Linked DNA regions of Homo sapiens: region 1 is linked to region 2. The links are chromatin loops, found by intact Hi-C in ENCODE. Cell type or tissue: PC-3. All regions are shown on one strand.

Region 1 (4,000 bases), 120 kb after region 2:
CAGCATAGGAGATTTCATGCTTACTGGAATAGCTGTGATTCTGCATTTTGTACATTGAAGGCTGTAAAATAAAGGTTAGAATAGATATATATCTGAGAATTAGTCACTATGAAGTTCTTAGAATCCAGTTTGTCTTTTATTCCTTTCTAAAGTTTACCAAAGAGAAACTTAAAGATTTTCCACACAATATCATCACCTAAAGCAAATGTCAACCGTACAAATATATAATAAATCATATGCCAAACATTCTTTAAAGATTTATATATATATGTTCACAAACTCAAGTTAGAATTTTAACCAATTTGAGGCTTGTAAGAAATTAGGTAGTGCCTCTAGAAAGTGAAAGCAAACTTAGTTTTCAGTTTATTCACCAGGAATACATATGAAGAATATAGGGAATATAAATAAAATTATTAGATTATAACAAGGTGCTGTAGGTTTGGCATACCAGTTCATTTTACAGAGCATATGGATAAGCGTCCCTCATTATTTGCAAAGCATAAAAAAAGTTACGTGGATGAAAGTCTTCCACTTAGAAGTCATCAAGTTGGTCTTAGAAGTTGTACATTTAAAGAGAGATTGCTTTCCTCTAAAAATAAACCTTGCTTTGGCTTTTAAAAATAACTTGCATTAGACAAGGCATGGTGGCTCGGGCCTGTAATCTCAGCACTTAGAAAAAATAGTAGAAAAAAACTAAAAACCATTTGTATATATATAAAAAGTTGTGGATATATGGTTGTGTAAATACATTATAGATACCCATAATTATACACAGTATATTTGTAAATATATAATATTGTTCAGAAAAATGACAGTATAAATATAAATATTTAATAATCATGATTATATGAAAGGAATGAAGATGAATTTCAGTGGCAAGATATGCAACTATGTTGTGTAATTTTTTCAACCCAATAAAGTATTCAAGAATGATTTATATAATTAAAATATTTAAATGCTATTCTTAAGCAGGAATAAATTCTATATTTTTATAACCTTTTATACTTCAGTTATCACTAGATTAATTTGCTTATTATGTATTTAAATTAATTATATTTTGTGTAAAAACTGACAATATTTATACTAATAATCTTTTACTTGATGATTTTTAAAGTTTCTCTGTTTTTATGCTGGATATAATACTTGATTATCACAAGTTTAAAGAAGCTGAGGCCGGCGCGGTGGCTCATGCCTGTAATCCCAGCACTTTGGGAGCCTGAGGCAGGCGGATCATGAGGTCAGGAGATTGAGACCATCCTTGCCAACATGGTGAAACCCTGTCTGCACTAAAAATACAAAAATTAGCTGGGCATGGTGGCGGGCACCTGTAATCCCAGCTACTCGGAGGCTGAGGCAGGATAATTGCATGAATCCCAGAGACGGAGTTTGCAATGAGCTGAGACCGTGCCACTGCACTCCAGCCTGGTGGCAGAGCAAGACTCTGTCTAAAAAAAAAAAGAAGAAGAAGAAGAATTGTAAAAATCTCTGTAGTTGAAAACCTGGGCAGGTGAACATTAAGAACTGGCATTCTAAAGCAGTACTGAGTGATCTAAGCATGGCTTGGTCAGAGAAAGAGGGAATACCCAGTTAATGTGAAGAATCTCCAGTGTATAATTAGAATATTAAAGCAATGCCATCTGTTAATACTTCAAAGTAGTAAAGCACATCACAGAAGTCACTCATTACTATAGATGCATTTCCAAATAGCTTAAAATTTAAGTGTTTGAACCTTTTTCCTCTATCCTACTCACCTTAAAATGATTTAATTTTGATCCTAAATGTTTTAAATTGTAGTACATATTTACCTTGAATCACAGTAGCATGAAAAGTAAATGAGTCATAACAATAAAAAGCAAGAAAACACAAAAGCTTACCCAGAGCGCAACTGTATAATCTGAAAACCTCATCCCCAAATCCCTAGGGCTACTTCTTGAAGCTCCTGGGGGATCTTTCAGCTATAGCATGCTGCTCCTTAGATGCCCCCAAGAAAGGCTGAAAAGCTCTTGAGTCTCTGTGGTGACATCTTTTGAAACTTCCTAAGGAGGTGATGTTGTCACTTCCCTCATCTGGACTGCTCACTAAGCTGAAGCGCAGGAATTGGAAAGGAGAGCTCTCCTTCACATCTGTGTTCAATTAACTATTAGATTAGCATCAAGCGCCGCCTCAGCTCTGAGTACTTCATTGGCTCAGCCAATTATCATTTTCTTAAGTTAATTATAATTTGACTCCATCTTTATTATAATGGCTAGGCCAGAAGGTAATCAGATTGGCAGGGTTTCCTGCTACTCTCAACACTTTCTTTCTTCAGATTTCTGACAAATAATTATTCCTTTTTTTTACACTCCTCTCTTGTTTCTTCAGAGTGAGTTTCTTTCCTACCTGAGATTATTATTTATCCAGATATCTATCCAGAGTATAATTATCTATGAGATTAAAAATTAATCTTATTCCTGAGAGACTTAAAGATTTGAGTTTCATAGATATAACTTCAAACCAAGCACATCCAGTCACTGATTTTCACATGGGGTTGCTCAGCGCTTATGGAGACTGCAATCTAACCTTCCCCACTCACGAGACATCTAGGCCTGAGCCATAAAGTAGACATAGAATGTGAATCACAGATTTAAACCACATATAAAACTTTACATCGTTTGTGAGCAACATTAACAATAAATAAATAAGAATCAGATGAAAATTATTTTAAATATATTTTAACCCAATATATCCAAAATATTATTTCAATATGTAACTAATATCAAAACTTATTAATAAGATATTTTTATTTATTGAAATGGAGTATGTATTTTACACTCTATGGCACATCTCACTTTGACTAAAGTTACACTTCAAGTGCCCAATAGCCACATGTGGCTAGTAGTTATTGTATTGGATCATTCAAATATGAATGATCCAGAAATACCTGGTTTCAAAGTGGCTCAACAATGCATGCTTGGTCTAAAAACCTTAATGCTTTTATTAAGTATCAAATTTCTGTATACCCTGTCCAGGGATAGACTTCTCACACCTTGAGAAATGGCTTCCTCAGATCAATATATCATAGCATACTATCTGAAATTATATGCTTTGTTCTTCTTTTTTGGATTGCAGAAATTGTATTTCTTTTTACTGTAATCATTTTTGTTGTATACTACATTGCTAGGAAAAACAATTTTCTTTTGTTCTTAAGATACAAGATTAGTAACACATTTTCACTGTAAAATGTCAAACACCTAGAAACATGAATTAAAAAGTGAAAGTGCTCTCCCTTCATAGTCCCTATTCTGTTTTCTAGAGTTAACTTTAGATTTACTGTGTATCATTCTAGGCAACTTTCTATATCAGAGATATTTAGAAAAGGGTATTAAAAACCCAGATTTATTTACAACATTTAATGTAGGTTTTCTTCACCTAAACAAAAATGCATAGATTCACTGGCAAAATCTGGAGCGTAAATATATTTGATGACTATTGGAAATATTAGGTTGCCTAAAGCAAGGCATTGCCCTGTCCTTTCTTGATGACAGAACCCCTATTTTGTCTGAGTGTTCACGCTCACCATTGTTAGGTGTACAGAGAAGCACTAAAAAGTAGAATATTGATCATTTAAAGCAAATTAGGTAATTCCATTTCCTAGCCCATGACTGATTTGCTGGACATATGTGATGTAATTCTGCCCAATTAAAATGAGGGATAAGGGGAAGGGATTTTCTTGTTCAAAAAACTTAGCTGCATGGAAAGAAACAGTCTTCCATTTCTTCTGGACCTTGCTGTCTAGCTATGATGCCTGTAGACATATTGGGCTTCTGAAAGGTTTCAGCCTAAGAGTACAAGTTAACATACAGAGAATCAGAGGGTGAAATCATGGACAGTGCCTGGATCTTTAATATGATCGCAAAACTGCTGCTTTACTAGAATGTGAGATTATAATAACCTTCCCATATGTTAACTCATTGTTAGCTGTGATTTCTGTGTTACTTGAAGTTTAAAGCATCTTAACTGA
Region 2 (4,000 bases):
AAGGAGGCAAGAGGGGTAGAAGAAAAGAGGACAAGAACTTGGAGAAGAAACTGGGGTGATTGAAACACATTTTGGTTAGCAGTGATGTGTAAATTACATTTTATAATGAGACTGCATCATTTTTCATGTATTCTAGTTTACAACTGAGGAATAAAAAAAGCACTATTCAGAAATTTCTTCAAGTGTAAAAATTCTCATGACAATATGTTCCACTAAGTAATTAAGTTATTCCCAATGCTGTTAGTTTTTTAAGTACAGTATAAACAATGAATCAGCATAAAGTCATTAAAACCAAAAATTTGAAAAAGCATAGTTATTCATATGGAAATATGCAGTCTTTTTTTTTTTTTTTTTTTTTTCCCAAGACAGGGTCTCACTCTGTTGCCCAGGCTGGAACACAGTGGTGTAATTTCAGCTCACTGCAGCCTCGCATTCCCAGGCTCAAGTGATCCTCCCACCTCAGCCTCTGGAGTAGCTGCAACTACAGGCATGTGCCACCATGCCCAGCTAATCTTTTTGTATCTTTTGCAGAAATGGGGTTTCCCCATGTTGCCCAGGCTAGTCTCAAACTCCTGGGCTCAAGCGATCTGCCTGCCTCAGCCTCTCAAAATATGTAGTCTTTAGGGCAAACAGAATTTTAATGTTTTGGAAAGTAAGTCTTATATTCTCACACTCACAAATTCACATAAAGCACCTTCAGAGAGAATTGTTAAGTAAATATGGAAAACTAACCAACAAAAATAACATTTTGTTGCAGGACTATGATAAGATTACTATATTGCTGTAAGAAATAGTAGTAGACTGGGGATCAGCAAACTTTTTCTGTAAAGGACGAGAATGTAAATGTATTTAGTTTGATGAGCTATCTGGTCTCTGTTGCAACTATTCACCTTTGCAGCTATAGCATGAAAGGAGCCATAAACAATACAAAACTAAATGTGTGGGGCTGTGTTCAAATAAAACTTTATTTACAAAAATAGGCAAAAAGCCACCTTCGGCCTAGAAGCTCTAGTTTGTCAACACTGGTATTCAACTCTAAGCTTCTTGAGGGCAGAATCTATTTTACGCATCTCGGCATTTCCCAGTTAATTGAGCACAGCACCTAATACATAACATGCTTAACAAAGTTTTAATATATTCATCAGTAAATGAATTTTATGATCAGTATACTGAATTTAAAAAAATAGTTTACAATAGCTTTCAAAATCAACTTGGCTAAATTAATTTTAGCAAGCATTCTTTTGACAAATTAGGTGTTGCCATTCCATTAAAAATAAATTATGAAATAAATACTAAACTCTTTTAGTGCCCAGTATTACTTGAAATCAATACATGCAATCATCAGTTACTGTCACGTTTTATAAGGACCTGTTGTGATTTCAGCACTTTAAAGTCTATCCTATAACAGTATTAGGAGGAAAAGGCCAGTGGAATCACTTGGCTAGAATGAGGAGTGCACTATCGAATTGATTATCCAGAGCACACAGGTACACTTATTTCTTCAAGTTTGCATTCACATGATATTTTATTCTTTGGGTGACCCATATATTTGGTAGAATCTTTTCATTCAGGCATGGTGAAAATATGTGTTGTTTATTTCCATAAGCACCTGCACTTCCTCTCTTGACACACCGTCACATCTGAGAGGGAACCTATTAGACCACATTTTGGCTCAGCTGAGCTAGATTGACATGGCCTAAGAATATGTTCAATTAGTCAGCATCATGCTGTGGGCTAAGGCAACAGGAATGTGCTGACTCACTCCTTGGCTGTGACCCAGCTGCTACAGAGAATGAGGAGTTGGTATAATGTGTGTTAGTCATTTATATAGTTTTTTTTTTTTTAACTGAAAAAAAGGTTAAGTTCACTTTCACAGGCAGATGTCTAGGACTTCCTCCAGGGTGCATTTGTGTCACAAAATCAGCTAGCCACTGCTCGCATGTGAAAGTTCTATCACTGATGTCTTAGTGTGTTAGGGACTGTGTCTGGGTGCTGATACACAGCATTCTGCCACTCACACCCAGCAGGGAAACTACAGAAAGAGAGAATAATGCTTCTTAAAGTAGAAGAGACCCTAAAAATATTTAGGAATAGGTAAAATGTGTTTATTGCCTCTCTCAAACTTTTTGTTTCTTCATTCATTTCTAATTTACTAAACAATGTAAAGTGAAATCTCACAAAGAATGTGCTTAACTGTTCCTAGAAAAAAAAAATTACCTGCAATTATTTTTCTGCCAAATACATGAGAAATAAGCATTAGTATAAGGAATGTATAAACCCAAGTTGATTAAGATATTAGAAAACAAAATAAAAACCAAGATCTCAATGGCATCTCTGCTTCAACTCTACATTGAAATTAATTTTACATAATTATGTTTTATATGCCTATATATTTTTTCTTCATGAACCAAATTGCATACATACTTTTATAAGAGCAAATAAAAATTTCAGTGATTCAGTTCTTTGTGGTTAACTAGGGATATAATTGATGATTTGTTTAATTTACAATGAATCATACTTACCGCATCTTTTCCCTTCATTATGCATTCTTCCATTTTTAGAGCTGTACTCGGCCAGTGTATCTAAAATAAAAGATAATGTACTATTATGACAACTGCATATAAAAATAAACCACACTGAAAACCATTTCACTTTCTTCTACAGTTCAAAACATTTCCTTTTTTTTTTTTTTCTGTTTTCTGATAAGATACAGTGGGTCTTTGTGTTATTCACAGAATTATTTGCATAATTAAGAAACGTATCGCTGGGCTTTTACTTTATGATAAATCCTTTTTTTTCTTGAATATTTTTGAAAGCTCACTTCAAGTCTTGGCCCTTCAGAGGACAGCCATGCCTTAACTAGCCCTTTCCCATGTTAAACCTGAGTGGTGCTCCAACTCAGGCACCTCCTGCAGTTTCTTGTGTTTTTACTACTTAACACAGAACCTGCTGTGTGGTGGGCTCTCCTAATGTTTGCTGCATACAATGATTAAAGGATGAATGACTCTTTAAATGCTGACTTATAATGTATCATCCAGTAATACACCATACTGTCTCTTTGATTATTTATTTATTTATTATCTTTTATTTTTTTGAGGTGGATTCTGGCTCTGTCACCCAGGCTGGAGTGCAGCGGTGTGATCTCGGCTCATTGCAGCCTCCGCCTCCTGGGTTCAAGCAATTCTCCTGCCCCAGCCTCCCGAGTAGCTGGGACTATGGCCCACCCAGCTAATTTTTTTGTATTTTTAGTAGAGACAGGGTTTCACAGTGTTAGCCAGGATGGTCTCGATCTCCTGGCCTCGTGATCTGCCTGCCTCGGCCTCCCAAAGTGATTATTTTTTAAAAAACATTGTTTAACTCTACCAGTTTCCAACTGGGTATCCAAAAGTTTTAATTGTATTTTAAGATTGTTGGTTTCTTCCTTTATACATTCCTTAAAACTTATATTTTAAGTTTGTTGGTTTATTCTCTGATAAGAAGAATATATCGAATTTTTCTTTTTCACCTCTAATAGTATCTAGCACTTTCCTGAGACCACAAGCAGAAATCAGTTATACTTGTTAACTGGTTCCACAAATTTCTAATTGCAAAACTTAATTTATTTTTGGAAGAAATTTTTTACTTTATCACTTTCTTTCCTTTTCTTTTCTCAGACTCCTTTTGGTCCCCTTTTTGCTTAATCTATAGAATTGATTGTACTATGTGCCAGGCATTGTGTTTTGAACTTTATTTTATTTTTTCCTTCTTTTGCTTTATCAACTTACGTGCAGAGGTTTGAGTTTGTTATATTACTCAATTCATAATTCATTTTCATCAACACTCTTAAAAGGTCCCTCTTTTATTTTAGTTAATTATTTATTTCCTTCTTCCCATTCCATGTTTTATTTCCATCCCCCAGGAGGCAACTATTGTATCCTGTTACCAGGTGCCTTCTTTGTATGTATTCTTAGAAAGTGTATACTATTGCTTTTTGTGCATATATTTCTAATTTATGTAAATA

Evidence for each region. Hi-C counts contacts between places; a loop is a spot of excess contacts. Peaks named below come from ENCODE experiments on the same cell type or tissue, not always from the same donor. Only the 100,000 strongest peaks of a DNase experiment are listed, where the experiment ranks them.
Region 1: a loop joins it to region 2, with 2.8 times the contacts of the local background. A loop is called at or near these places in 1 of 110 quality-filtered maps.

Annotation. Positions count from the first base shown.
Region 1 is chr7:83,586,932-83,590,931 of GRCh38, forward strand. The region is part of intron 1 of SEMA3E (semaphorin 3E); the gene reads right to left. Among named protein-coding and RNA genes, the nearest start is that of SEMA3E, 60 kb to the right of the region's middle. In PC-3, no CTCF peak of the experiment used is centred here; a DNase peak (open chromatin) is centred at 1,880; H3K27ac peaks cover 282 bases.
Region 2 is chr7:83,466,721-83,470,720 of GRCh38, forward strand. It overlaps SEMA3E (semaphorin 3E), which reads right to left. Exons shown (of 17, transcript NM_012431.3): 3 at 2,523-2,582. Among named protein-coding and RNA genes, the nearest start is that of SEMA3E, 180 kb to the right of the region's middle. RefSeq lists an enhancer at 1,810-2,069. In PC-3, CTCF peaks have their summits at 1,928 and 2,157; DNase peaks (open chromatin) are centred at 1,751 and 2,541; H3K4me3 peaks cover 964 bases.